Linked DNA regions of Mus musculus: all the other regions are linked to region 3. Evidence: chromatin loops called from intact Hi-C (ENCODE). Cell type or tissue: heart. All regions are shown on one strand. Region 1 overlaps Jade1 (jade family PHD finger 1). Region 2 overlaps Jade1 (jade family PHD finger 1). Region 3 holds the start of Larp1b (La ribonucleoprotein domain family, member 1B). Region 4 holds the start of Pgrmc2 (progesterone receptor membrane component 2). Region 5 holds the start of Hspa4l (heat shock protein 4 like). Region 6 has its middle 2.8 kb from the start of 1700017G19Rik. Region 7 holds the start of Plk4 (polo like kinase 4).

Region 1 (4,000 bases), 640 kb before region 3:
GCTGGAACAGGTCTCTTAAGTGCTTTCTGGCAGGGGATGTTACTCCATCTCCAGGAAACTCCTCCGCTCCTAGACAAGGCACTCTCCAGCTATATGGGGGCAGCATGGGAAGGGACTCTGAGAAACACCTGTCGCTGTGTGACCACCACACCACAAGCCAACTGAGCTCATCCCACAAACAGTGCAATGCCAGAACAACTTTCCCACAGCTTTCCCTGAGAACCCGACAGGCTGAGACACCTGGGTCTCAATGCCCGGCGCCTCGGAATGGCCGCAGAGAAAGCAGGTCTCAGGACAACGGGGCCCCTAAGCAACCGAGGCTGGCGGGAGACAGATGCCTCTAAAAATGATTTTAGCAGGGAAATGAACAACGAAACGTAGGGCATCAGGGAAACATAAAATGTGAAAACAAATTGGGAAAGACGGGGAAAGCCTTAAGCATAACGAAACTCCCAGAGTCACATTGGCTTGTTGCCAAATAAGCCACAGATCCATGGCTAAAACTAACTTGAGGCTGGCAGTGACTTGGCAGCAGCTGAACCCGCTCATGTCCTGGCCAGAGGAAAACTTGTTGGGAGCCAGCGAAGACGGAACAGGAAAGGAAAAAAAGAATACAATTAATAATAATAGCTAACATTCACTGCGCATGATATACGTGTAACATGCTTTGCGTGTTCGAGCCTATATGTATTAATTAGCTCACTTCTTCCTGCAACAAGGCACACATCTGCTTCTCACCATCTTGCCGGGGTATAAAGTGGGGCACTTGCCCAGACCTGCACAGCATGGGGCAGGCATGTGGGCGGCAGGTTCGCATGCACTTACTTACAGCACACATGATCAAGGCAAGCAAGCATTCAGAAGTACCTCAGAAGGCTTTCGATCTTCAGGTCTAGAGCAGGTACTACTCCTCCCATGCTGGGATCGAGAATGCTGGGACCATGTCGTTGACAAGCCTGAGGAAACAAACATCCAAACAGGAACCATTAAAAAAAAATACAGGCTCAGTATTTGAGCGGCGATATGGCGCTAGTTGCACAAACCTGAGGACCAGAGTTCAGGTCCCCAGCATCCAAGTAAAGAGTTGGCATGGTGATGATAGGACTCTGAACGTCAGAGGTTTAGTGAAAGGCCTTGTCTCAGAAAGTCAGGCGGAAGAGACAAAGGAGAAGGCAGTCTATCCGACCTTTGGTCTCCACACCTATCTACACATCCTCACAGAGCACAAAACAAACAAGCAAAAAAGCACAGGTCACTGAGCTGTCAAGAGGTCTTTCCCCTACAAGAAACCTTCAGCGAAGGAGGAGAACCTGCAGTGCCATCACCCTGGCTGGCTCTGACAGGGTTCCTTCCTTCCAGTCATTTTCTAAGGTGATCACTGTCGGCTCCAGTGTACAGGGTGCTCTGCCTTGTGAACAGCGAGCCAAGAGAGCCTGCAGCATAATCCAGGCTCCGAGCTGTGCTCAAGACGCTCACAGACCCACACTGGTACATGAACTAGAAATCATGCCGGAAGTTTTCAGCCAGGATCACCGGGCTCAACCTAAGGTCCTGCCCAAAACACTTGCCTCCACGAGGCACAGAAAAATCAGAAACCTCCACACAGCTTTAACATCACCTACTACACTGCTCTTCCGAGGTGCCCCAATCCCTCCTGTAGCTGATCACCAGGAAACCCCAAATCCTAAGTGTTTCCAGGCCTGAAACTTTCCTGTAGCACTGAGCTCCCCTGCCTGAGATGCCCCCTTCAAGCCACACTGCCTTGCTCCCTGGGGCCCTAATTCTCACGGTCTCTCCATTTCCAAGCAGTTCCGAAGTAGCCGAGTCTCTAACCAGAACCCAGGGGAGCCTAAGAGAGTTGCACTCTTAGACTAGGCGCTCTCAGCTCGCTGCAGAGCCAGTATCACCTTGGTGGTAGACATCAACTTCCCAGTCATTCTAAAATCTGTCAGCTCTGAGCAAAAATCCCAAGCTCCGTGCTCTGCATGAACATGCTCACTTTCACCTCTTCCGGCCCCCAAGATGAATCCCACGGCCTTTTCTACCAGAGGCCAGAAACCCACAAGTCAGTCAGACTCTCCTCCTTCCTCCTCAGAAGGCAGCCAGTCAACAGCCAAGTCCTAGGCCAACCTTCCAATGCCTCAAAACCCTAGCTCCTCCTCCTGCCTATCCGGCCCTGCTGCCGCCCCTTCTCATGTGTGTGGCCAGCTACAGTGGCCTCTCTGCAGGCACACAACTGCAGCCGGATGGGAACAGCATTCCCAACCACCTTCATTTCTCCCCTAACTTACAGATAACTCATGTCACCTCCTGTCTGTCACTACAGCACCCGGGCACTGAACCCTGTCACTTCTCAGAAACTGACAAAACCCCAAGATGTTAAAAAGCAAAAGCCTAAGAGAGCCACCAATTTGACAGTGAAGCCCCCTGTCACTCAAGCCCTTCCTGGCCCAGAATCAGCAGACAGACACATCAACAAACTGAAGACACAGCTCCTGCACATATGCCTCTCATCCAATTCTTAGCCACAGCCACAGGGACTGTGAGAGGGCTGAGAAGGAAGGAAGGTCTCTGAGCTACCCTTCAATACCAGTACTAGATCATCTGGCGCCATCACTCCTGTGGAATGAAACTCCACCCTTATAGGTGATTCGTACCATTCTGTGACCACACCAGAAGATCCTCTGGATTCAGCAGGAAGTGGGGCTAGGGTGCAGCCTAGTGCACAGAGCCTGCCCAGCAGTCTCCAGACCCGAGGTTCCAGTGCCAACTCCAAGCAATAATAGTCCTTGGACTCAAAATGCATGGGAAATGCCACACACTCTCGAAACCATGTGAGCACACTGCGAATGAGACTGGTCGTCCCTGAGAAGGAAGTGTGGGTGAAGTCCACAGAGGACTCTGTGTCAGCCAGAGGCTTCTTACACCTTCCCTCCCACAACCCGGATATGGAGATAGAAAATGGGCATAAAAACAAGACATTTACTGACTATAAGCCAAAGAGAAGGAGGCCATGAATGTGAAAGGCAGCAGGGAGCATGGGCACAGTACAAAAGTTTGGAGGAAGAAAACAGAAAGGGAAAGTGATGGTATAAAATATAAGAATCCTAAAAATTAAAAATAATAAACCAAGGAACAGCCTAAAACTTCACCACCAGACTGTAAAGGATAAATAAACCATGACACATCCCTTCAGTGAAACACTAGCCAGCAATAAAAAGGAACACATTATAAACAGATGGGTGTGAAGCACGTGCTTCGTGTAACATAGACAAATACTGAAATAAATACACTCAGTGAATGAATCCAAGGAGCCAGAGTAGGCAAAGGTACACTACACTGATGCAAAGTTCAGGGAAATGAAGACTCATCTATCCCGACAGCAGCTCAGTGGCTGCCTGGGGCAAAGTTGGATGGACATGTTATTTTGATTTTGATGACATAATACATGCAAACACAGCTAAACCTCTCAAAGCATACACTTAAACATGTGCAGCTTGCTGTACATAAATTATCCATTACGAAGCCATGAGAAAGCTATCGCCACTAAGAAGCACCGTTCACAGTATGAAAACCTCCAGCCCCCTTCCACTGGTGAGACACAGAAATCCTAGGCTGGATGGGACCCCAATGAACGAGCAGAACAGGAAGTCATGAGACCTCCCTGCAACAGGGAGTCACTACTTCACAGAGAACATGCAGATATGACGTTCAGAATTCAGAGGAGTTCAAACCAGTCTGCACACACACAGAAAATTCTCAGTAAGTAGAATTTTGAATAGCAGATGATTTTTCTCCTTAAAAATGTCATGGGGGGGGGGGGGGCACTGGGTACTGCTGTAAGGGAAACCATCACAGCACGCCTAGAGCTGAAGACGGTGGGCACAGGAATACACTCCTAGTTTACCTTGTACAAAGATGTTTCTGAGCTCCCAAAAAATGAGGCACCATTCAGTATCAGTGTGGGGCCACTGCTCTCTTGTGGAATGCTTGCCTGTCC
Region 2 (4,000 bases), 650 kb before region 3:
CCCCGAATTTCTCATTGCAGAGGCTGCACACAAGCGCCCACCGGCTGCTGGGAATGTGAGACACTTTTGTGATGGGCTCCATCTTCTCAGGGCTGCCAATGCTTACCTAAAGATCCAAAATAGCCAGATGGGCATGACACGGATAATCAGAGTCGTAACACAGACCTGAGGGCTAGCCCCAGGGCCCAGCTCTGGACTAGCAGCAGCAGAGCCCAGAGATCAGCCCCCATTGATACCAGCTTGCCAGTCTTTATAGACCTCTCTACAAGTTTTCACTTCTTTCAAGTATCTGATAGCAAAAACATCTATCTTATCGTAACAAGGCTAGGGGCTGGAGAGATGGCTCAGAGGTTAAGAGCACTGGCTGTTCTTCCAGAGGTCCTGAGTTCAATTCCCAGTAACCACATGATGGCTCACAACCATCTGTAATGGGATCTGATGCCCTCTACTGGTGTGTCTCAAGACAGCTACAGTACATCATATATATCAAATAAATAAAATCTTTTTTAAAAAAAGACTTTAGATTGACAAGAATTTTTAAGGACTAAAAACCCATTGTAAACATATTTAAATAATAGAATGAGCAAAGAGATAAACTATATTTAATAGTATTACATCAGAACACATAACTATATTAAAAGTAAAAATCTAGCAAGATAAATATGGAATAATGAACTGCAAACTGGTTAATATTAAACCAAAAGATCCAGTGAAACTCCCATGTAAATCATACCCAGGCAATTTTCCTCTGGAGGGAAAAAAAATGCAGCAAATCACACACCAAAAATACTGGAATTTAAATGACAAATGATATTCTCATCACAAGCCATGCAAATTAAATTAGTTAAGGTCTGGGACTGGAAATAAATTAGAGCAGACCTGAAATTAACAAGGTGGAAGCCGAGGAAGAATTTAAATAAAGCTCACAGAAGTGTGACCTAGGGCACTGTGGTACTGCACTCGGAGTTTGGCAAACACAAACTGGCAGGGACAGTAGCATGGCTACCCTCAGGACAGAGCCGTGAAGGTGCCAGGCCTGGCCTGTGAGTGCTGTCATCTACGTGAGGGTTTCCAGAAATGGAAAAGTGGGGCTATTTGTGGACACCAGGCCACTGCTGCCTCCAGGAAGCCCCTCCACAGACCCGCTCTGCTCAGGATCAGCTTGGGGACAGAGGGGACCCAGCAGCTCTACTGCTGCCTGTGAGTCACTCACTCCCACCTACCCAACCCCAGCAGGAAACCAGGACTGTCTCAATTAAGATGCTATCAGAAAGCAGGCTTACCTCAGGGATCCACAGGGCACAGCTGACGTGGACCCACTTGGTTCCGCTGCGGGTCGGCTTCATAGCTCCGCCTTTCTTGGGACACAGCAAACATTTTGGCTGAACTCCCAGGGCACATGTACGACATAGCCAACTGCCCTCTGGCACCTTGAGGATCCCATAGCAAGCCTGTAAGGCCACAACTTTGTTATTTATGTGTATGGGTGTCTTGCCTCTATATATCACTGTGCCACACACTGTGTAATGCCCACAGAGGCCAAAAGAGGGTGCTGGATCCCCTAGAACTGGAGTAATGGCCTGCTGTAAGCAGCCAATGTGGGATCTAGGAATCAAGCCTTTGTTCTCTTGAAGGGCGGTCAGCAAGTCTTACGAGGCATCGCCCAGCCCCTATTTGTGAACTGAAAAACAATCTAGAAGGATTTTCACAGAGCCACACCAAAGTAGACATGCCCATATCCACCTAACTGTGATCCTGACCCTCGAGGAAATATGCCAGCCCACCTCCAAGCACCCATGTGCCTGAGCTCCAAAGACACGCCACATGTGTCTTCAGCACAGGAAGTCCCAAGAACTTGACAAGAGGGATCCTAAAATAACGAGTGTTGCTGTGGTGCGGAAGAGACCCAGCCATAAGACAGTTCCAACCACTGAGCAGCCAATGCTCCAACCTGGCTGCAGGCTTCAAGAGGGTACAACAGACCTCTCTCTGCTTTCATGATGGGCGTGACACGGAACGAAGGCAAAACAAAGCACCAAAGCCAAGGTGATAGTGGCTGGGCAACCATTCGCTGCTCAAGCTGGACACACTCCTCCTACTGGAGTCCAACAGAGTTCATGCGAACAGACAGCCGCAGAAGAGCGAGACATTTCAAAATGAGAGTTTGGTTTCTTTCGCTGATGTTTAAAAACAAAGCCTGTTTTGCACAAGTTGGCAAAATTACACAAGACAACCCAAACTGCAGAAATTAAGGCTTTTACAACTGAAATCATTATGCTGGTTTAAAGAAAGAAAAAGCAAATGTTTCAATAAGGGGAGTAAATAAACAAACCCATGGTAGTACCGGGAGTGTGCTCAGACAGCCCTTTAAAACCCAGACAGTTCACAACGTTATCCTTAAATGAACTGCAAGTCGGAAGTCACAGGAACCTGGCTCTATTTCTCCAGGCAGAAACAGCACAGCCACCATGAAATCCGAACGCCCAGGACACAAGAAGGAAAACACAAGGATGAGAGCGGAGCTCAGCAAAGAAACAGTAACACCGCAGTCCTGAGAGCTCCGCGCGGCCACGAATGAGCAGTGGTCAACAAGTCTACCAGCAAAGCAGTGTTCTTACAGATCTCAACAGTAGTAGGAGGGCTTCAAACGCCATGGCGTTCTAGAGCTCCCTTTGAAGCGAGGATCTCGTTTACTGGAAAGGCACATCTACACTAATCAAGTATGCCTTAAAGACAAGCCATGAAGAATCTCACGGAAAGTAAAATAAAGTGAGCGTGAAGTGTCGAGAGCAGAAGAAGCGGAAGTCATCAGGGCCAACTCTGCCACCCACATGCTAAGGTGTTGGCACACAGCCCTGATGGCAGCTTACAGACTTCTGAAGCACAGAGCACAACTGGATTTCAAGCAGAAATCTCGTAACAGCAAATGTCAGAAGACTTCAGGGTCACTAGGTCAATGAGAGGCAGCAGCAACAGTGGCAGTCGTGTGGCCTCCCATCACACACACCTCCACAGGGACTCCAGGGCAAGACGCCCTCTGGACCACAAAGCCCAGATACAAAACAGGTCCGTCTCAGGGTTCCCTGTGAAGATGAGCTGAGACGGGGCCACCGCTGGTGAAGCCATGGAGTTTTCTAAAGCCCTAGAGGTGAATTATAGAGAAAGGGGTAACCCAGATCTCTGAGTGTGGCAGTGAGTATGTGTGATCTCAGCACTCAGCGGCAGAGGCAGGAGGATTATCTCAGTTGGAGGCTATCCTGGCCTATACACTGAGATACAGGCAGCCAGGGCTATTTTAAAGAACAATAATAAAACACAGAGCTCAGGTCACACAAGCAACTTTCCACTTTCTCCGAGAGTCACTGATGGCCTCACAGAAAAGTACGTCAGGACAGTTTTCTAAATCACAAAACTGCCTGGTACACATGTCCCCACGCAAATCCACATCACTTGACCACCACATTCAAAGTCAAATACAGAACTCGACAGACAGACAGCTGTGTGGTTAAAGGCACTTGCTGCCCTTCAAGGACCCCAGTGTGGCTCACAGCACCTATATCAGATATCTCACAACCTATATGCCCAGCTGAGGGGATCCAACTTTCACTTCCTCCAGCATTCACACAGACAGACAGATAGACAGACACACACACCACCACAAAGTAATAATAAATCTGTTAAGTTACATGAGGGGTAAAAGGCCCCTGTATCTATGCTTAAGCTTTCTAAATTACCTTCACTAAAAGACAACAGCAAGCCCCCACCAAGGTGGGTCTACTGCCACCTTGAAATAATGCTCACGAAAAGGGAGTCAGAGACGGCTCAGCAGTTAAGAGCACTGACTACTCAGAGTTCCCAGCACAGGCAGTGTCTTACAGCCATCGCAGAGCTCCAATTCCAGCGGAGACCCCTGACGTGCTCTTCTGACCTCTGGGCACCAGTCGTTCTAGGTGGTGCACAGACATACACATGCACAATATTCATACACAGAACTAACCAA
Region 3 (4,000 bases):
GTTGAGTTTCTTAGGAGCTGCAATTACACATATCCTCTAAAAAAGCACTATGCACTCTTAAGCTCTGAGCCACCTCAGCAGCCCTACCACCTCACTATATTGCTTTGGCTGGTCTCAAACTACAAGGTATAGTTGACCCTCTAGTCTCAACTTCCGAGTAGCTTGGACTATAGGCATGTACCACTGTACAGCTTATTATCACACACCCCCCTTTGAAACTTCATCTTTTAGAAGATTCCTTATTTTTATTTTTGTGTATGTGCACCACCCATGTGAGGATACCCTCAGGGGCCAAAGGGCAATAGATCCTCTATAACTGGGTGACCCAGATATGGGTGCTCTGTCAAAAGCAGTAAGCACTTTTAACTACTGAGCTATCTGTCCAAGCTGTAGCCCACCCTATTCAGTTTTCTTAGGAAAACAAGAAGGAGGGCATGGCATCTGGCTTGCATGTAGAAAGCACTCTTGTTTTAAGTAAGATTTGGGAGCCGTGGCTCCTTCATGACCATTACCTCAGCCTAGATGGAGGTCTGGGTTTGTTGCTAGCCTCTATAATTCAGAAAAATGTTTATCAAAACAAACAACAAATAGAAGACATGAACCTATCCATGTCATTAATTTACAAGAATAATGCCAAAAGTCAACTAGCTAGTTAGTAATAACTATACTATCACCCATTTCTTTCAGCAGTACATTCCTTACACCACCACTCTAAGTTACCCATTAGACACTGTAGAACAGCTTAAGAGTCAGCACTGCCACCCTGCCACAGATCTGAGGAAAAGCATTCCCAGTACTGCAGTGACCCCAGGATGTAAGAGTTGTTAATACAGAAACATTGGTGCAACTAGAGCTCCTTTTGAATTTGAGAAAGGTCTGTCTACATAGCCCTGGCTGTCCTGAAACTAAGTAGTAGATTAGGCTGACCTTGAATTCAGAGATCCACTGCCATTCCCTCAAAAGTACTGGAATTAAAGGCCTGGCTTCTGATTTTCTGAGACCTTGGTCTTGAGTGTAATCCAGGCTGGCTTCAAGCTCATAATCCCCTTGTTGGAATTATAGGTATGGGCCACACTCCCAGTAAGTCACTGTATCCTTAATCTAAGGAGGACTGGAGATCCAAGGCACAAGTAGGTTAAACTGTCAAATATTTTTCCAAGTAATCTGCAATAAAATTCTTGGGGGGAGGGGCTAGAAAATCTGCACATACAGCTTGATGATAAAGCACTTGCCCAGCAAGCACAAAGCCCTAGGCTCATCCCCATGAGGGGGGAAAAGAATCTCCAGTTTCACTTTGAAACGTTTTAAAGTCTAGAAAACTGAGTTTATAAAAACTCGGAGCCAGGCGGTGGTGGCGCATGCCTTTAATCCCAGCACCCGGGAGGCAGAGGCAGGTGGATTTCTGAGTTCGAGGACAGCCTGGTCTACAAAGTGAGTTCCAGGACAGCCAAGGCTGTAAAGAGAAACCCTGTCTCCAAAAACCGAAAAGCAAACAAAACAAACAAACAAACAAAACAAAAACAAACACACAAAAAACTCGATTAATATTTCATAGTTCAATAAATATTATAATGCCTAGTACTCTGTGTAAATCTAGATATGGAGGGGTAACAGAGTGATCAACAGGTTTCTCTACGAAATTTTAAGAAGACTTGATATACCATGTTCTCTTCACTTATTTAGCAATGGTAGTAAACTGCTCTTTTCAGCAGGCCAGAATTGTACTAATACAAGATGGAGAGCAAAACTCAGTGCTTTTGTTTTGTTTTTCCTTAAGGTGTCAAAATTTAGTAAGAATTAATAAGGAGAGCAGAATGTCTATAATCCCAGTATCTTGAAGAAGACAGTGACGTGAGGATCAAGAATTCCACAACCCCCTGGGCTACACAAGTAGATAGTGTTTCAAAAAGCAAGCAAAATAACAAAAGCAAATAAGTTAGTGAGCATTTCTGCGTGCAAAACCTAAGAAACTAAATTGGTTCTGCGTGCAAAACCTAAGAAACTAAATTGGTTCAACATTTATCTCCCCCTACAGGAGAGATAAAACAATCACAATTGTACAGGATCCCTTCACCGCATTTGACCCTCACAACCCCATAAACATGCTCAAACTTCGGCTGTTCCACCAACTCTCCCCAGACCAGCGAAAACTTGCCAACAAAACAGCCGCAATTCCCACAGAAAAGTTCAGTTATTTTAGTGCAGTTTTATTAAAAAAAGAAAAAAAAAGAAAAAGGAGAGTTTTACTCAGCATTTCCATTCTAACTTTTTTCTTTTTGACTTCTCTTCGAACGCCTAATCCTCTACATCAATCGGCATACGCCACCAAATACAAGCCAGTCTTCATTTTACTTTCTAACTGCAGTTGCTGCAACCCAAATAAAGCCCCAAGGGCCATATTGCATGGGTCAGCATTCGAACGCAAAGGCACAACCCAATTGCTAACGCGCAGGCTACCGTGGGACCAGCTGTGCGATCCGGACTCTGAATCAACTGTCCTGTGTCAGGCATTCTGAAACACAACCACACAACCGCAAAAACACCTAATACCAGCTGCCTTCACAGCCACATCTACCTAGCAGCTTTTCGAGACTTTCGTTTCACCACCTCACTTCAGGAGCCAGCCCAATCGGACTTCCACTTACAAATCCGCTCGTCCCGACTCGCCTCTACTCTGTGTCAAGTTCCCGGAAACTTTTCCACGGTATTCACCGCGTCTAGGACGCCGACACGTGAAGGCACGAGCCCAGCACAGCCCCGCTGCCCAGTCACCCACGTCGTGCCCCTACCCGTCAAGGAGAACCTGAGGTCCCACCTCTTCCTGTCGCTCCCTCTCCTAGATGTCCATTTATGTAAATCGGCACGGTGAATGACACCTAGGAACCAAACACCTCCCGCGGACCGCACTCACCGGCCTCCGGGGAGTCCTGAGCGGGCGACGGCACGCCGGTGCCCACGGTGGACAGGTGCTGCGGCAGCTTCTTGGTCCACGGGTTCCCCTTTGGCGGCGGCGGCGGCGGCTTGTCCTCCGGGCCGGCTGCCGCTGGGTCCTCGCGGGCGTCCTCCGGTGGGTCCCGCGGTGCTGGCGGCGGCAGCGGCGGCGGTGGTGGTGGCGGCGGCGGAGGCGGCGGCGGCAGCGGCGGAGCCTCCCCGCCGAAGGGACCCCCGGGCGCACGCGCCTTGTGCGCCAGGTGCAGCGCCAGCGGCCTCACGGGCACGGCCGCTTGCGGCACGCTGTGTCCCAGCACGAGCGCCGGCGACGGCTCTCCCCGCGCACCCGCGCTGGTGGCGGCCGCGGCCCGCTCCTCCCTCGCCTCCTTGCCCTCCCGCTCGCCGGGCGCCGGCTGCTCCGCCCGCCGGCTCGTCGCTGCCAACAGCGCGTCCCGGTCTCCGGCCACGGCGGGCGGGTCCTCCCGGGTGGCAGCGGCGGGCACCGGGGCGCGAGCGGACATGGCCGGCCCCTGGCCCCAGCCTCCTGCCCAGCCGGGGGCCGTCCGGGTCCAGGGAGCCCGGCCGCCCCTCTCTCCACACGGGGGCACCGACCCGCTTCGGTCCTGGGACGCGGAACCCGCCCGCCGAGGCGTGCAGCGCCCGGCGTGCCCGTCCTCCCCGCCCGCCGAGCGGAGCGCTAACCGCCCGCCGCCTGGCCTCGTCGCAGCGCACGGCCGGAGCTCGCCACTCGCGCCGGGCGCGCCCGAGCCGCGAGCCCTCAGCGGGCGCGGGCGACAACGCGGCGCTCCAGCCAGTCTGAAGGATCTCTGGCGAGCTGCGGAGGCGCGCGCGGCCTGAGCCGGTAACTGTCCCTGAGGGCGGGGCATGCAGAGGGCGAGGCAGCCAGGGGCGGGGCGTGCAGAGGGCGAGGAAGGCTACTGGGCGGGGCGTACAGAGGGCGAGGAGGGCCAATGGGCGGGGTGGCCAGGTAGGCGGGGCGTTTATAGGCTGAGGCGGGCCGATGGGCTGGGCGTGCGGAGGCGGAGGCGTCCAAGAGGCGGGGCGCGCA
Region 4 (4,000 bases), 130 kb before region 3:
AGTTACTGAGGTATTCAAAGCGGGAATATTCTACTAGAAGACATTACTATGACAGTGCAAAAATAAAATGAAAAAATAAAAAACTCCTTTGGACTAGTTCAGGAGGCTAACCTTAAGGATAACCTGTTCAGAGGACTCCAAGTGAGAGTAGGGTTTCTAATGTGAAGTCAAGACATTTGTTTTAGGAAGGGCATAAAGCTTTCTGCTTCACCAGACAGTATCAGCAATCCAACATTGCCCATCCCATGTAGGAGGCAACAGAAATACAATGCTTTTCAATTCTTCTCTTCTAAACCACTTAAGCGAAGCACAAATTTATCTCATAATTTAGCTCAGAGTTATGCCTGGCCAAGTTAATACCAGTGGTTCTCAGTTGGTAGCACCCTCCAAGGGAGCAAGTCTGCACTAGTAAGGAAGAGGTTTTTCCATGTCATAATGCCTTAAGTGACCAGCCATGGCCCCATGTCCAGTACAGTCTTCCCTAAGCACTCCCCAAAGCCATGTAACAAAAGGCAATCTCACTAAACGGTAATGTTTTAAGGAGAGCCTGTGACCCAATTCTGAACAGAAAGATGCCTACTATGAAACCTCCGAGATCCTTTCTTCCTACTGCCATTATTTCAACTGACAGATACTTGAGATTGCTACCACCGTTCTTTCCCAAAACCAGTTTCCATCACTGACATCTCCATTTTCTGTTAGCAAGTCCCACAGGAACTGTGACTTCTAACCCTTCTGGTGACTACTGAGGTTGGCCTGTGCCAATCTGGCTTTACTCCCGTTCTTGCAGTGTAAAGATTATATGGTCACTTACTAATTCTCAATTAAAGACAACAGCTCTGACTCAAAAAAAAAAAAATTCTCAGACTGGGATTGGCAAAATATAGCTTACAGGCTGTTTCTATACCTACTCAGGGGCTGAACCGACTTTAACGTTAAGTGATTTAAAAGTCATAATGATGGGCAAGGGAATGTGCTTGCTGGTATGCAAGTTCATGGCCATCTTCATCTACATATCAAGTGCAAAGCCAATCTGGAACACACTGAACCGTCTCAAAAACAAAAAGACGGTATTTCATGACAAATTCAAATTTCGGTGTCTCTAAGTACATTTTTAATAGAAACACTATCATGCTCATTCTCTATTATTTATGTAACAGTTGGGACAGAGAGACCTTATGGCCCACAGCACCTAAATATATAATCCATTACAGAAAAAAATTTCAGCACCTTCCCCCCCCCCCCCCCCAAAAAAAAGCCACGATGAGTCTTATGTACAATGGCTGGTTTCCCATCCTTTCGAGTGTTAAAACCTCTCTAGGGAAGTTATGATCACCAGTACCGTTAGTGGGTAGGGCTCTCCTGTCCATTGACACTAAAGACAGTTACCTAAAAACTAATAGCAGCCAGAAAAGCCCATCCCTACTTTTCTATACTGTTCACGCCAAAGCCTGAGTCAGCTCCTTTCTGAGTCAGCTCCTTTATGCCGGGTAGCTCACCCCTAGGCTGCCACCATTCGTCTATACCTGTCCCCCACCCCCGGTTGTTCAAAGTTATAAGGAACTGGCCATTCCCTGGATGCATCTTCCTTCCTCACAAGCAGAGTGACAGAAGCCTGTCAAACTAGCTGAGGGCGCGAGATGGGTGGAATTCACACTGGAAAGCACTCTCGCAGGCCCCGAGCAAGGCTATGGAGCTAGAGCCACAGGCTGCTTTATCCGCGCACGCCCACCGCCGGGGAGCAAAGCGCAGAAGAGCTTGCGTCCGACTCCTGTTAGGAGCACTGCCCAAAAGCAGCGTGGGCCGGGACCCGAGTGTCCGGCGCTGCTAGGGCTAGTGCCCGAAGCCCAGCTTCACACGCGGCCCCGCAGCTCACGCTCTATTGCGGCCTCCGCCGTGCGTCGTCACAGACGCGAACCAGCCGTCTCAGAGAGAAGCCGCTTCTGGGCGCACGCGCGCGCAGCAGGGAGGGGTTGCTAAAAAGAGCCCAGCGCGTGGCGTCCCAGGGCCCGCGCACGCGCCCTGACGGCGCTCCGCCCATACGCGCGAGTACGCACGCGCACAGCCGGCTCGGCCCACCCCCCCCCCGCCCCACGCACACTCTATTTTTCTTCAGCCCCGCCCTTCCCTTACACTCCCCAGGCTGAAAGCGTTGGGGCTGTGAGAGCAGGGAAGTGTGGGGCGAGGTGGGCGGGGCGTTGCCCGCGCGCGCTGCCAGCCAGAGCCCGAGCTGCGAGAGCGAAGCCAGACAACGTTACCCAGCCAACAGCCAATAAGCAGCCGGCGCTGCCACGCCCCAGCCCCTCACGTGATTGGCTGAGCGCCGCCTGGTGGGCAGGGCCGCGGGCTTGGGGAGGGCAGGGGGCGGGAGGAGGAAGGCGCTGGCGGGCAGTGATGGCGGCGGGTGATGGGGACGTAAAGCTAAGCACCCTGGGGAGCGGCGGGGAGAGTGGCGGCGACGGGAGCCCGGGTGGCGCCGGAGCGACGGCGGCGAGGAGCAGTTGGGTGGCGGCGCTGCTGGCGACGGGCGGGGAGATGCTGCTGAACGTGGCGCTGGTGGCGCTGGTGCTGCTGGGGGCCTACCGGCTGTGGGTGCGCTGGGGGCGGCGTGGTCTGTGCTCGGGACCCGGGGCGGGCGAGGAGAGCCCGGCCGCCACGCTGCCGCGCATGAAGAAGCGGGACTTCAGCCTGGAGCAGCTGCGCCAGTACGACGGGGCGCGCACGCCGCGCATCCTGCTCGCGGTCAATGGGAAAGTCTTCGACGTGACCAAAGGCAGCAAGTTCTACGGCCCCGGTGAGGAGTGAGGGGTGTCGGGGTGGGGATCCGGGACACCCTATCCCCGCCGCGGCCCCGCTCCTGGACCGCAGCCCCGCGCACGCCCCCAGCTGCGGGCGTCGTGGGGGGCTCAGTGGCGCCCCACAGACCTGCGCTCGGCGTTCCTTGCCTTTCCCAATCCGTATCTCCTCGCAGCTTTTCCTGGGGCTGAAATTCTCAAAATTGTTAAGAGTTGTCTCTAGTCACGTTGGCGTTCAACCTTTCCTCGGAGCGTTTTGATTTCTGGGCTTTGTCGGGGCAAGAGGGCTAAAGTGGCGATCCAAAGTTTTTGGCCCAGTGTTAAGACAGCTTTCTTCTTATTCTGGGTTGTCTGTTTGACACTTGCCTACTTTTTCCCTTCTCCGGACTTGTCTGCCGAGAGTCAGGGCTAGGGACACGTAGTTTCAAGTCCCAAGCCCTGGAGCTCGGTTTCACAACCACCCCGGACTCGTTTTCATTCTTTTTCTAAAAAGTCGGTTTGGGCTCCAAGATGCTTTCCAAGATTAACAACTGTATGTAAAATGAGGACGGACCAGAACGTAAACCTTAATAAGTAAGACTGGCAAAGATATTGGCCCTGAGTGTAGGGGGTGGAGCTCATCTGCCCAGGAGGCAGGCGTGTCTCTTGTCTCCGACTCTCTCAGTCTCTCCCTCCTTCCCTCCTCTCCTTCTTTCTCTGCTAATAGTAAAATAAGTATTCAAATACCCGTTGAAAATAAATTATTGTATTTTCCCTTAGCAGAATGAGACGCCTTGGGGGGGTGAGGGGGGGCACGAACCTAGAAGCGTCGAACTTCTCGCCCCCTGCCCTGCATGTGCTGAAGGTTTTACAACTTTACTTTCAGAAAATTACGTGGAAGGTAGTTGCCGTTAGAGGCCCTTTTGCAGTGTAGTGGTAATCTATATTGCAGATTGTGCAAATAAACTTCAGACCCCGGGTATCTGTTGGTAGCCCATAAAATTGAACAACATTGTGCGGCCTGGTTATGCAGTGCTTAATATTAAACTTTAAAGACAGAAGGGGAGGGGGAGGAGAAGAGAGAGCGTGAGTTGTAAGAATGAAGCTAGAGACCAAAGTGACCCCTTATTGGAAGGTATGCATCCAACTTTTAAGCTAGGTTTCCTTTTAATTTCCTTATTGCCCCTGATTGATTTATTGACACTGAAGACGCTTCTAATTTCTAT
Region 5 (4,000 bases), 210 kb after region 3:
TTACAGTTTGTACTATCAGCCCTTAAAACCCCCTAAACAAATTTAAATGAAAGAACAAAAATAGCAAATATGGGCATTGATTATTTGTCTGAAGCAAAATAATCTCAAAAGTCCGCAGTAGTTTTCATCCACTGAATGTTACTCCTCAAACACATGAAACCCAACCCCAAATCTACAAAGTAAAAGTAAACAAAAAGGTACTTATTGTAACATCTGCAAAAATAAAATATGAGCAACCTGAAAGCAGAATATGGGATGGAATTAATGATTATACAAACACTAAAACAATGGAATAGAAATACCTTACATAGAGGTTAGTTAACATAACGTCAAGTTTTCTACTTTAGAAACAAATAGAAAACTACCTAAAAGTCTTATTTTTGGATAGAATTTTAATTTTTAATTTTGCCTCTTCATGTACCTATATTTCTAAGTTTAATAATTTTTCATAATATATACTTAATAAATTAATAAATCATGAGTAAATTATTGGTCCTGGAATTATGGTGGTTATGTGGCTAATGTTCACATTTGTTTATCTAGAATTTCAATAGAGATGTGATGGGTCAATCTAGAAAAAGAGGAGGCCTAAAACATTGCAGACTACATTTGGAAAGAAATCAAAGCATTCTGTATTCACTAAAGCTACTCTGAAACATACTGTCACATTCTTAAACTACTAGAACTATTTTAACCTCATCATTTAAAGATGGTTTTACACTGATCTTGGCTGAATTAGTTTAATTTAAAAATATAGTATGGATCATTCATCTTTCCAAAAAAAAAAAAAAACACATGAACAAAATTTTCCTCATCAAATTATAGGTGAACAAGAGTGTACAAAGAGTTTTTTCTTGTGCAAGTATTAGTTGTGTTCTTTGCCAACAAACTTTCCAGAAAGGAGAAAGAAGTGAACGTGTGGACACACGTTTCCATGACATAATGCTACATAGTCTTTCATCAAGAGTTCATAATGGAAACACTCCACAATCCTGTTTACACAGGATCGTTGCCTCTGACTCACCAACAATTCACTCTGTAGACACGCACTTTGGGTAGTAGCTTCTAACAACGGCAATTTCCACTAACTGAAAGATACTGCCAATGTACAGCTAAGATTCCCATTGTCCGAGTCTCATAGTGAATGCACCGTTAACCTAATCCCTCCGGAAACTGGTCAGATCATCTCAAATTCTCAAGGACACCACCTCATCTCTCCTTTCTATAAACACACAGACAGATAAATAAATAAATAAAGCCAATGACTTCTAGTGTTAGGAAAACTGCCCTTCGTTTTCTTAGGTGTGCAATAACCAGGGGTCACTTTTCTGAGAAAGCTGTCGCTCAGGAGATGGGGGAGGGAGGGCAGAATGCAGAGCTCTAGCCGACTTCCTAGTACAGGATAATCCCAGGTCACCCCTCTCTGGTTGCCTCAGACCTTTCTTCCCTGTCCAGGACGCCATGCCGAGGTGGCCCCCCCATGGCCTCCTGCAGCCCAACGCAGGGGCCCCAGGGTCAGGGATGTCTGCGGCAAGCAGAGATGAGGCGAGCCGAGCAGCCAGAGGGAAGCCCCTGCCCTCCTCGTCTGGCTGTAGACGCTGCACCTGTCACAGGGGGCGTCCCGGGCCCCACCCCAGGAAAGGGGGCGTGCGGCACTTACGGCGTGCACCTGTCGCTGTACTCGTTGGCGATGGTCTCGATGCCGCCGCTCCTCGCTACAGCGATGTAGCAGTTGAGGAAGCCGAGGTCAATGCCCACCACCGACATCCCGCTTAAGGCTCGGGCTGCGGAGACCGCGTCCCGCTGCGGGTCCCCACTGCGGGCGCTGCGACTCCTGCGAGAAGCAAAGGAGAGGACCCACTCTCTATCGGAAAATCTAGGGCAGGGCGTCGGAACTGCGGAGGTGGAGCCGCCCGCCTGAGCCGCGCCGCCTCCGCCCGGCCCGCCGCCTAGTCTCCACTGCGGTTCGCCGCCCCCAACCGGCAGTTACTGCGGTCTGCGCCTGCGCGCTCGGCCCCGGGAGGCGCGAGCCACCGGTCGGCTGAGGCTGGGCGGCCTCGCCCTCGGCCGCTCCCGTCAGCGCTCGGCAACGGCTCGCTGCGGAGTGGCAGGTTCGAGAAAGAGCTGGAAAGAGGGAGGGGAGGCCGCGGAGCCGCGGGGCAGGGCGGGGCGGGACGGGGCGGGGCAGCGGTCGGGCGACGCCTGGGGGGGGGGGGCGAAGCCGTCTCCCGGCAACGCCGGGGCAGCGGTGTCTCGCGGACGCTCTTCTAAGCGCCGCCCTCCTAGCAGCGCCTCCCTCCTCCGCGTTGCTCTCCGCAGCACCGCTCGCTCTGGCCGCCCGCATCCTCCCAGGGTCCCCGAGAGCCACAGCCTGGGATCTCACCGCCGGCCTCGCAGCCCCGAGGGGCCGCCCGCGTGCGGCTCGTGCTGAGGCTCCTCCTGCAGCCCCTCTGTGAGGTGGTGCCCATTGTGCGGTGCCAGGGTCGCCCGCTTCTCAGAGCTACCCTGCTGCGCCCGGTCCCAACCTGTCACCTTCCTCCATGAAAAAGTGGTTTTCTAGGCCCTGGCCTGCTTGCCCAGGGAGCTTCAGAGAAGAAGCCTGCCTTGTGAGGAGGCGTGCTGCCTGTGTGCACTTGAACAAGTTTTAGCTCATGCTTACGAAGTCTGGCGGTCCTGGTCCTTTCCATGCACATCCCAGTGTGAATTTGGCTCTTTTTTATCCAGCCCCTGTGTCCCACGTTCCTTAGGGTCCAGTTCTTCATGTATCTGTGGGCTCTTCTTATCTAGTTCTTCATGTACATTCTGACCCTTCTCGTCCAGTTCCTGTGTCTGGTGACCCTTCTCATCCAATTCCTTGTGTAATCCCTCTTCCAGCTCGTCCAAGTTTTTGTGTGCTTCCTGTTTCACCTTGGAATTTGACACGGAATTTTTATCCGCATATTCAGTACTCTCATAGTCCGTATTTGTGCTCCTTCTTAAGTTACTCAATCGCTTCACTATTAACACTGCTGTTAGGGCGGCAGCAGCAAGTGTGGCAATAGCCCCCGCTGTTGCTATAATGAATACAAAATACATTTTAGGAACTATACCAAGTCAACTGGGACGCCACTATTGTTCCAACTCTAGTGTCTCTAAAGAATCTTTTTTGACTTCAGAGTCTGCAGGGGGCATGCTCTGACCCACTCAGCACTTTCTTAGGAGACCACCTACCTTGGCTTCCCAGCAGGCTGTGCGCACACAGAGCAGGGATTGGATGCTTCTGGCCCCTCAGAACTCTGGGTCTCAGTGGCTTCCACTACTAAGTTGCCCCATTTAGCCATTATCCTAAGGGATAATGATCTGCCGCTGGCTAGATTTATTCCTGGATATCTTGAAGCTCTCCTAGGACCACGAATTTCATTTTATTTGTGTATGATGTTTTTGGAATCTCACGTGTAAAAATTTTTTTTCCTATTAAACCCTTAAAATATTAAGTAAAAAGAAGGCATTGATGCCAGGAACAAAGAGTTCTGATTCTTTACAGCTAACAGGAGGAAATGAGTACTTAGTAGTTAAAACAGGACAAGCACTTGGAAGTTACATGGATTCATGTAGTAACCCCAGGCATACATAACCTTTACTGCCTCTAGGACCTTTGGCAATTACTTTCCAAGCCGTGGGCTCAGTGTCTCTTAAGATAATATTACTCCCTGGACTGTTTTCAGGCTAAATGTAAACACAGCATTTATGCATGACATCAACATGTCAATATAACTATGCTTAGCTGCTATTGGAATATAAGGATAATGGTAATTTATATTGATCCTGTAGCTAGGAAACTTGCTGCACTCTATTGTAGATTCTGGTTCTTTTAGCTTATTGGACCCTCTCGGTTTCAAAACATATAGCCTGTGAAGGACCTCCTTCATTTTGTCCTTTTATTATTGCTTTCTCTAATGATAAGTACGATCACCAATAAAATGTAGACTATAAGGAATAGTAGTGAGCATACTTGTCTCTA
Region 6 (4,000 bases), 430 kb after region 3:
GTTCCAAAGGACTCCCACGTAGAATAGATTCATCAAATCAACCTATCTCCCAAGGTTACAATCAGCACATTTACTATTAAAAAACAAAGGCATTCGGACCCTTTGAGAAGCTGCTGAGATGGAGATTTCCACGCGTGAAGTTTATTGGGGGATGCAGGGGGTGGAGGAGGGGAATGAAGGAGTCACATGGGCAGGAGGAACACTTCAACTGCAATAGAGTCTCAGCAAATCTTCAGCCAATTCCGTGTCCTTAGCATGGGGTGGTGTCGCGGAGTTGTCCTGTACTAAAGCAAGTGGGAGAGATCCTCGCATCCAGTAAAGACATTTGCTTACGTTATTCTTTCCAGTGAAGGCGGTTACTAGGGACTCAGCAGAGGACCTACGCTGTCAGTGTCCTCAGCAGGATGAGGAATGGATGGGTTCTGAGAGAAAGGGCAAAGGAGTGGGAGGGGGTTAAAGACAGGCTCCACAGCATCTAAGGAACAAACGGAAGCTCAGTAGCCCGTATGTGGTGGTGCACACCAGCCTGTCATCCCCTCACTCAAGATGAGGCAGGCAGGTCATTCGAGGGCAGGCTGGGGTAGAGAGAGACAATTTGTCTTAAACAACAGAAGGGGATATAGAGGAAAGACGGAAGGAGGGGAGAAGTAAGAGGGGGTGGTGAAGGAGGGGGCCAGGCTTGCTCGCCTGACATGGGCTTCTTTATTAGAGGGTTATCAATAGACATTACTGCAACATCTGGATGTTGTACCGTGGGGTCCAAAGCTGGACCAAAGCAACAAGGACAGATGGAGTCTGGGTGCTTTACGACTTCCAAGACCCTTCTCCAGCCTCGCTGGTTGTCTCTGGAGTCCAAGCCACCGCTGGCTCACCCACGCAGCCTTACTGCAGTGGCCATCTGTGCTTTCTGTGCCTTAGAGAGAACATGCAGCCCAGGACAGTGAATGGCCAGCAGCTCAGTGGGCCAGTACTTGCCTAACTCATGCCGAGCTCTGGGTTCTATCCATAGCACTGTCAAAGAAAATCAAAGTCCTAATCACTGGCTTCTCTCTATGTTGTGCCCTTCTGCTGCAAGGACAACACATACCTAGCAAGTCTAGATCTTAATTGTCTAAGTAGCCAGGGCAATGTATTCACGTAACTAAGAAGTGAAGAAATGAGAGGAGATATACACTGACATAAGGCAGTGGCTGCACGGGACGCAGGTGTCTTCATGGTTACATTAAAATCATGCCATAAAATTTAAAAACTGTGCCACTTCCAAAGCCAAAGCCAAAGCCAAAGCCAAAACCAAAGCCAAAGCCAAAACCAAAACCAAAACCAAAACCAAAACCAAAACCAAAACCAAAACCAAAACCAAAACCAAAACCAAAACCAAAACCAAAACCCCACAGTATTTCAACTGATGAAAACCAAACCCTTTCTTCACAGGGTAAAACAAATCAACTGAATGATGTAAATATTAGCAAGAAACACCAGCCTGGAAGTAAATGGCTATGGACTGTTCACATGATCTAACACGTGGATTAATGCTAACCTCCAGAGACAAGGTTCCTGGACAGCCGTTTCTGGGTATCGGGAAGCCATTCTTTCAAAGGTGTTTTCTCTCTGAGTTGTATGTGTTGTTTAATTTTAAGGAAGTTATGATTGTTCAAGTCCATACTACACTTAAAAGTGCAGGCTATAATAACTTGAAAAGACCCTTCAGGTCGAAATACAAGGTGATGTCACGATGCTTTGAAGCAAGTAGGAGTCTTCCCAGTGTGCCATCGACTGTGCAGCGCAGGTCTCCTGGACCTACAGAGCACAGGGGTCTTGAACCACCCAAGCATAGAGCAAAAGTTGGACTCGCTACTTTTGAAATCTCCTGACTAGAAAGGTATTGGGGAAATTAGTGATTGGCTTTTTCAGAAACCGAAATATTGAAATCTCACTTTCTTTTAATATAGTAATTCATTTAAGGGTATGAGGGTAATAGGGTATTACACCTAGAGGAGAAAGTCTCAAAATTTTTAAAATGAGCTAGTGTGAAAAACTCATTGGCACTGAATATGGATCCTGTATCCCAATATTATTATTGTTTTAATTATATATATATATATATATATGGGCATTTTGCCTACATATCGGTTCACCATGTGCATGCAGTACCTGAAGCGACCAGAAGAGGGCATCCGGTCCCTGGAACTGGAGTTCCAGATGCTTGTGAGCCATCATCATGTGTCTTAAACGCTGAGCCATCTCCCCACCCATAATGGATAACAAAAATCAAATGAATCTTGTCAAATCTGTTTATCTTGCTTGGATATTCCTGATTTTTCAACATGTTGTTCCTTTGGATAGTGAGCACTCATAAGTTAGCTATTGCATCTGTTTAACTCACAGCATGGAGTTTTTCCATGGTTCTTGGAGGAAACGAAGACTTCTTAGTTTTGTTGGAAGACCTTCGGCAACTCGGTTCTCACAAACTCCTCTGATCTTTTATGATCACTGTCTTGATTATTTTTTGGCAATTTCATACTACCTAGCGTTACCTTGGAAGAGGAACCTCAACTGAGAAATAACTTCCATCAGATTGGCCTGTATGCATGTCTGTAGGGTATTTTCTTGGTTACAGATGGATGTGGGAGGGCCCACCGGGAGGACCCATCCCACTGTGGGTGACGTCATCCCTGGGTAATGAGCCTGGGTAGTAAGAGAAGGCAGGCTGAGCCAACCTAGGAAAGCAAGCTAGTAAGCGGTGTGTCTGTGGTTTCTACTTCAGCTCTTGCCTCCAGGTTCCTGTCCCGAGTTCGACTTACCTGGATGACAGACTGAAACCTGCAAGCCAAATAAACCCTTTCCAAGTTGCTCCTGTTCGTAGTGTTCCTCACAGAGCAGAGAGCAGACTACGTTATTCACCTTTCCCCTAGCTAGGCTGAAAACACAACGTTTAGAATTTGACATCCTCTCTCACCTGCCATTCTCTGTAAAAGCAAACTCCTCCTTAAAACCTTGTTTTAAAATTTTAATTTAATTTTAATTTTGTTCCACACTCCCCTTCTGTGGCGTCTCGGGTCAGGTGGAGTGTAGCTTCATGGCAGGGTCTTTTCTATCTCCTAGACTGCATCAGCTGTTAGATTCTCTTGCTGAGGCTCCCGAGACCCTTCCTTCCCTAGTTCATCCCGTCAGTACTCTGTCTCAGCGACAAGAAACAGATGAGGACACGCATGCATCATCTCACACTGTGTCCCGTGGTCTGTGCAATCATTAAATACCAGCTGAAAGTAAAAACTGGATTTCTAACTCCATCCTTAGCAGGTCTCTCACTGGTGTCACTGATTTTATTCTTATATTTAGGCATTTTTATTACAATATTCTTTTAAAGATCTTTCCCTGGGATCATAATGAAAGCGCCGTAAAGCACAGCACAAACCATCCTCCTCCTAACACATTCCTTCTCCTGGTCCAGGCCATGGGCTGCAGTGTGTGTTTTGTGTGCTGCCTTCTTTGGGGAGTGGGCACAGAAAGGTTGTTAAGAATACTGTTTTTGGGCTGGGGAGACAATGCAATTGAAAAAGTGCCTCCCTTAAAAAGCTTGAAGATCTGAAACCCACCACTTTTCATGCCAACCTAAAAATTTAATTTAAAAAGCAATTTATCTTTGACTTTATTTTAGTGATTTAATTGTTTATTTTGTCTTGGTGGCTTTTTTAAAAAATAGCATTGCAATTTGATCAGTCTGTGATAACTGGGAGAAAAATCAGGTTTACAAGTAGTTTGTAAATACGATGTGAAATCATTCAGGTGATTTTAAAAGATGATTTAAGAGATTTCAAACAATCAGCATAACCCATGTTAAATTAAGAAAGGACGAAAGGAAGGAAGGAAGGAAGGAAGGAAGGAAGAAAGAAAGAAAGAAAGAAAGAAAGAAAGAAAGAAAGAAAGAAAGAAAGAAAGAAAGAAAAATCCCCTTTTAGGTTTAAAAAAAGCAAAAGAGCGCCACCTTGTGGTTTTCAGA
Region 7 (4,000 bases), 150 kb after region 3:
TGTCTGGGGTGGAAGGCATCTTGACGCTCTGAGAGATTTTCTGAGCTCCCTCCCTGATGGAGGCTAAGGACTCTAATGAGCTGGTTAGCTCGGGTCCCTCCTCTGGCCCACCAGGTTCCCGCCGCAGCTCCCGCCACGGTAACCGCCATCCCCGGGGAGGGGGCAAGCGGAGCGCGGCTTTGGAGGCGGGAGTGCGGACCCGACGCCAAGGGACCAGGACCGGGCGGGGCCCGCAGCTGGAGACACACCTGCGGGGTACAAGGCGCTCCCCTCCGGGCGGGGCTCCAGGGGGCGGGTCGCTTCGCCTGTCCCTCGGCGATCAGCCCCGCCACCGCCACCGCGCCTGCCCGCCTCATCCCCGCTTTACTAGTGTCACTGAGCACCAGTGAGCGCCTGAGCCAGACTGGGCCTCAGCCTCAGCCCGCTAACCCGTCTGGTCTCCCGTGTGTTTGTGCCGAGCCACAATGGACCTCCCCTCAGCACTGCGCTCGGTTCACCTCAGCTCACTGGGTCCCGGAATACCAGAGTCCGCCTCCATCGGACCTTCCCTCAGCTCCGCGCCCGCCGGCCTCACCTCGATCCTCTCCCCGATGCACGCCGCCATGTTCCCGAGCCGCCGGCGCCCGGGGCTCGGCCTTCTCGCAGTCCCTCCGAGGCAGCGCTCCGAGAAGCCAGCAGGTCTTGGCGCCCATCAGGACGCCTTCTCTACGCCGCCGCTGGCGACGCCGCCAACGCCACCGAAAGGTACCCCCGGTACCTCCCGAGGCCTGGGCGGCGCCCCGGAGCTCCCATTTTGAAAAATTCCCGCCGGTCTCCGAACGAGCCAGCCTGGCGGTGACGTCAGCACACTCTCCACTTCTTAGAGGCGGAGACCGACACGCATGCGCAGCAGGGGCTTTCCCTCGCTCTAGGCCGGAAGTGGGTTTTAAGTTTGACGGAAAGCGGTCAGTGTACGACTGACCGTAGCGCGGACGCTAATAATAGGTTACGTTTTGACCTGAAGGATAATAGGGCTTTGGCTTCCCGCAGAAAGTCTTTTAAATAAGTGTGTAGGTTTGGCCTAAAGAGAACTAGGGGGAAAAGTCCATTACTTTCCTTAGAACAGCCCCGAACCCGCCAGCCCACCATGTACACCGTTGTGCCATTTTCCTTTTTTACAGCTATTAATGTGTGGTGCTTTAAGATGAACTGTATAGGGAAAACACCGACTCTAAAGTAAAAAAAGCCTGGGGATGTACCTAAGTGGTAAAATGCTTTCCAAGCGTGGACATGTCCTTGGGTTCTAGTTTCTTCTTTCCCAGCAACCCGCTGCCCGGACAGATATTAAAGGTTGGACACAGCGACGCACTGGGGTTGAGTCAGTCCATTCTTGGACTCTAAGGAGTTCCAGGCTAACCTGGGCTACCAATCTTACAAATTTATTTTGAGCCATATGTGAGTGACCTAGGCTAAGTCATTTTCCTCTAAAAATGTTTTGAAGAAAGAGTAGTGGTATGGATCTTTACATTAGTTGCTAGTAAATAATCCGACAGGGGTTTGCTTTTTAGCCTAATTGTTTTGAGATTTTTTAATCAGATGCAAAAAGATCCAAAGTAGTGACTTGTTTTCTGAAGATCCTCAATAGTGTGTTCTCTCTGTGTCTGTGTTTTATCTCAACTCCTAATAGTGTTCCAATCCAGGTCTAGATTGCTATCCCCAAATGCCAGTGATTCCAGGACAAGAAGTGAGGCAAGGAAAGATTCATTTGGAAAGACAGCAAATCAGAGATGATGGCACCTGGGTGGTCAGGGGGTCTATCAACAAAGATGAGTCGTCTTAGTGGGGGCCTGTGTCTCCAAGGGCAATTTATAGTTAGGAATAAGAGGAATAGGCTAGCGGGCACTTTTAAAAGGTTCTATGCTGAGTGAGGTCCTCATTTAGGACCTTTTTGTCTTTGGCTGCAGTATCCTTGAGACAATTAAGGCCAACCTCCACACATATTTAAATGAACACGTTATCCTGCAAGCAAGGCATCACTTCACAAGTTTCATGCTTTTCAGACACTGTGCACATCTCAGGGGTAGGAGATACCGACATAGTGAGTGAGACCTAGCTGCTGTGGGAGAGAGCCATATTTGCCTATCAGTACTCAATGCTGTCAGCTAGCCTCCTGTTATCCACGTCCAGGGGCTCTGATGCCACCTTCTGGCTCCTATCGACATAGCACTCATGTACACAAACCTATACTCACATAAACTCACGTTATAAAAATAAAATCTACAAACAAAAAAGCTGATCTCATGTACAGAACTTTCTCAAAGCTGTTTGAAAACAAAGCACCGTGCCTGCCGGATGGAGCTTGTGTGAAGATACTTTATAATGAACACGTAATTTACGTACACACAGGAATGATTGCACATCAAAAACAAAAACCTGCAATTTAATGGATTCATTTGTAGTTTAAGGAATGTTTACATTCATAGAAGCACTCTCAATTTTCAACATGATTTAACATTCTAGAATTCTAATTTCAAGCACACTGGCATATTAGAATTTCCCTTGCAGTGTCTTAATAGGCAAATAAGATTATTATGACTCAGGGTCATGCTATGCACCTCAGGCTGGCCTTGAATTCCAGAGCTAGATTTTAGATGTGTGCTACCCGATCTAGTTTCATAGATGATTTAGACTGTTGCTTAAAAGTCTTGCAGATGTCTTTGGTATTCCTGGGCTTTATTTTGTGGCCTCAGAGTTTTTGTAAATATTTCACATGTATTTAAAGTTTATCAGAGCCCATTAATAGTCTGTTGATATAAATCCATGCCCTCGTTACTTTTTGTTGCTTTATATATTTGCCTTGTGTTATCACTTCATTGTCAGCTGCAGTCTATGTTCTCAGACCTGTGTCAGAGCTCATATATATTTCTAATGAATTCTCTATAATCAAAGAATACCCTCTTTATGCTCTAAAGTTTTAATTTATACTACTCATATTTACAGAAACATTTTTTTAACCTGTAGAATCATTTTTTCTTAGCCTTTCACTTACCTTTTTGTATGTTCTTAGCATAACTTTTTCTCTACTACATCTTTTTTTTTTTTGGATCTTCTATAAGCCACAAATACTCTTCAAACTGGCAAATATGATGTCATTAAAGTAGCTATCAGTGTTTAGGTTTTTATTTACTTACTAAGACAAGGTCTCTGTAGACCTGACTTTGTACTTACTTGCAATGGACACCCTCCCTCTGTTTCACTAGTACTCACCTGGCTACTAGACTTTTTAATGTGATTTCAATGTTTTCTTCTTTTAGCAATGGATTACAATTTAGTTTATGTTATCTTCTATTAATTTTATATTCTTGTCATCTCTGATCACTAAGGAAATCAGTTTTATCCTGTTGACAGTGAGATTAAACAGGTGGCCAAAGCATCACTGCGGAAAGTGTGCTCACTCTGCTGACATCATGCTGCCTGTGAGACTTCCGGGCTGTGTGAACCATCTTGAATCTATGTCTTTATCCAAAGGGGGAAATTTTGTAGATAAGTTAGTAAAGACATGCTTATAACAGTCCTTTCTTACCTCTAAAACATTCTCCTTCCTCATATTACCTAACTAGAGAGCTTTTTTTTTTTTTTAAGAAACCCTTTCAAATTTTCAACTCATGAACAGCTGACTGTAGCTTAACCATCTAAGACTTTTAGAATATGTGCATTTCATTGAGACTTTGAGACTGGGTTTCTCTGTGTAGCTCTGGCTGTCATGGAACTTGTTCTGTAAAGCAGGTGAAGAGATCTGTCTCTGCCTCTGGAGTGCTGGGATTAAAGGAGTGCACCACTACCACCACTCTGTGGCTGAGATAATTTGGAAATTTAAAGTGTATGACATAAATGTTTTTCTAGATTGAGGATACATATCCTTTTTTTACAAGCTATCTTAATCCCCCCAGAAGATTAATATTGCATATATTATATTTATTTTTTTATCAGGAACAGCAATTATTTTTATTAGTATGTTCCT

The links. Hi-C counts contacts between places; a loop is a spot of excess contacts. Peaks named below come from ENCODE experiments on the same cell type or tissue, not always from the same donor. Only the 100,000 strongest peaks of a DNase experiment are listed, where the experiment ranks them.
Region 1: a loop joins it to region 3, with 2.6 times the contacts of the local background. A loop is called at or near these places in 3 of 42 quality-filtered maps.
Region 2: it touches region 3 in a loop (2.6-fold over the local background); 3 of 42 quality-filtered maps call a loop at or near these places.
Region 4: a loop joins it to region 3, with 6 times the contacts of the local background. A loop is called at or near these places in 9 of 42 quality-filtered maps.
Region 5: a loop joins it to region 3, with 2.7 times the contacts of the local background. A loop is called at or near these places in 3 of 42 quality-filtered maps.
Region 6: a loop joins it to region 3, with 6 times the contacts of the local background. A loop is called at or near these places in 2 of 42 quality-filtered maps.
Region 7: a loop joins it to region 3, with 6 times the contacts of the local background. A loop is called at or near these places in 2 of 42 quality-filtered maps.

What each region holds. Positions count from the first base shown.
Region 1 is chr3:41,585,890-41,589,889 of GRCm38, reverse strand. Jade1 (jade family PHD finger 1) reads right to left here. Exons shown (of 11, transcript NM_001130184.1): 3 at 868-956. Among named protein-coding and RNA genes, the nearest start is that of Jade1, 32 kb to the right of the region's middle. In heart, no CTCF peak of the experiment used is centred here; DNase peaks (open chromatin) are centred at 2,159 and 2,799; H3K27ac peaks cover 930 bases.
Region 2 is chr3:41,597,473-41,601,472 of GRCm38, reverse strand. Jade1 (jade family PHD finger 1) reads right to left here. Exons shown (of 11, transcript NM_001130184.1): 7 at 1,284-1,451; 8 at 1-106. Among named protein-coding and RNA genes, the nearest start is that of Jade1, 44 kb to the right of the region's middle. In heart, CTCF peaks have their summits at 442 (motif pointing left) and 1,535 (motif pointing right); DNase peaks (open chromatin) are centred at 1,062, 1,452 and 2,012; H3K27ac peaks cover 1,266 bases.
Region 3 is chr3:40,949,596-40,953,595 of GRCm38, reverse strand. Larp1b (La ribonucleoprotein domain family, member 1B) reads right to left here and starts at 2,946. Exons shown (of 10, transcript NM_001040399.2): 1 at 2,912-2,946. In heart, a CTCF peak has its summit at 2,037 (motif pointing left); DNase peaks (open chromatin) are centred at 2,845 and 3,885; H3K4me3 peaks cover 2,174 bases; H3K27ac peaks cover 1,658 bases.
Region 4 is chr3:41,081,389-41,085,388 of GRCm38, reverse strand. Pgrmc2 (progesterone receptor membrane component 2) reads left to right here and starts at 2,343. Exons shown (of 3, transcript NM_027558.1): 1 at 2,343-2,794. The coding sequence starts at 2,395. In heart, a CTCF peak has its summit at 2,325 (motif pointing left); DNase peaks (open chromatin) are centred at 2,178 and 3,398; H3K4me3 peaks cover 3,027 bases; H3K27ac peaks cover 2,858 bases.
Region 5 is chr3:40,743,445-40,747,444 of GRCm38, reverse strand. It overlaps Hspa4l (heat shock protein 4 like), which reads right to left and starts at 1,832. Exons shown (of 19, transcript NM_011020.3): 1 at 1,661-1,832. The coding sequence starts at 1,767. In heart, a CTCF peak has its summit at 1,947 (motif pointing left); a DNase peak (open chromatin) is centred at 1,994; H3K4me3 peaks cover 2,559 bases; H3K27ac peaks cover 1,844 bases.
Region 6 is chr3:40,523,716-40,527,715 of GRCm38, reverse strand. No RefSeq gene overlaps it. Among named protein-coding and RNA genes, the nearest start is that of 1700017G19Rik, 2.8 kb to the right of the region's middle. In heart, CTCF peaks have their summits at 2,156 (motif pointing right) and 3,994 (motif pointing left); no DNase peak of the experiment used is centred here; H3K27me3 peaks cover 769 bases.
Region 7 is chr3:40,796,858-40,800,857 of GRCm38, reverse strand. Plk4 (polo like kinase 4) reads right to left here and starts at 907. Exons shown (of 16, transcript NM_011495.2): 1 at 575-907. The coding sequence starts at 604. In heart, CTCF peaks have their summits at 773 and 2,183 (motif pointing left); a DNase peak (open chromatin) is centred at 847; H3K4me3 peaks cover 1,515 bases; H3K27ac peaks cover 1,459 bases.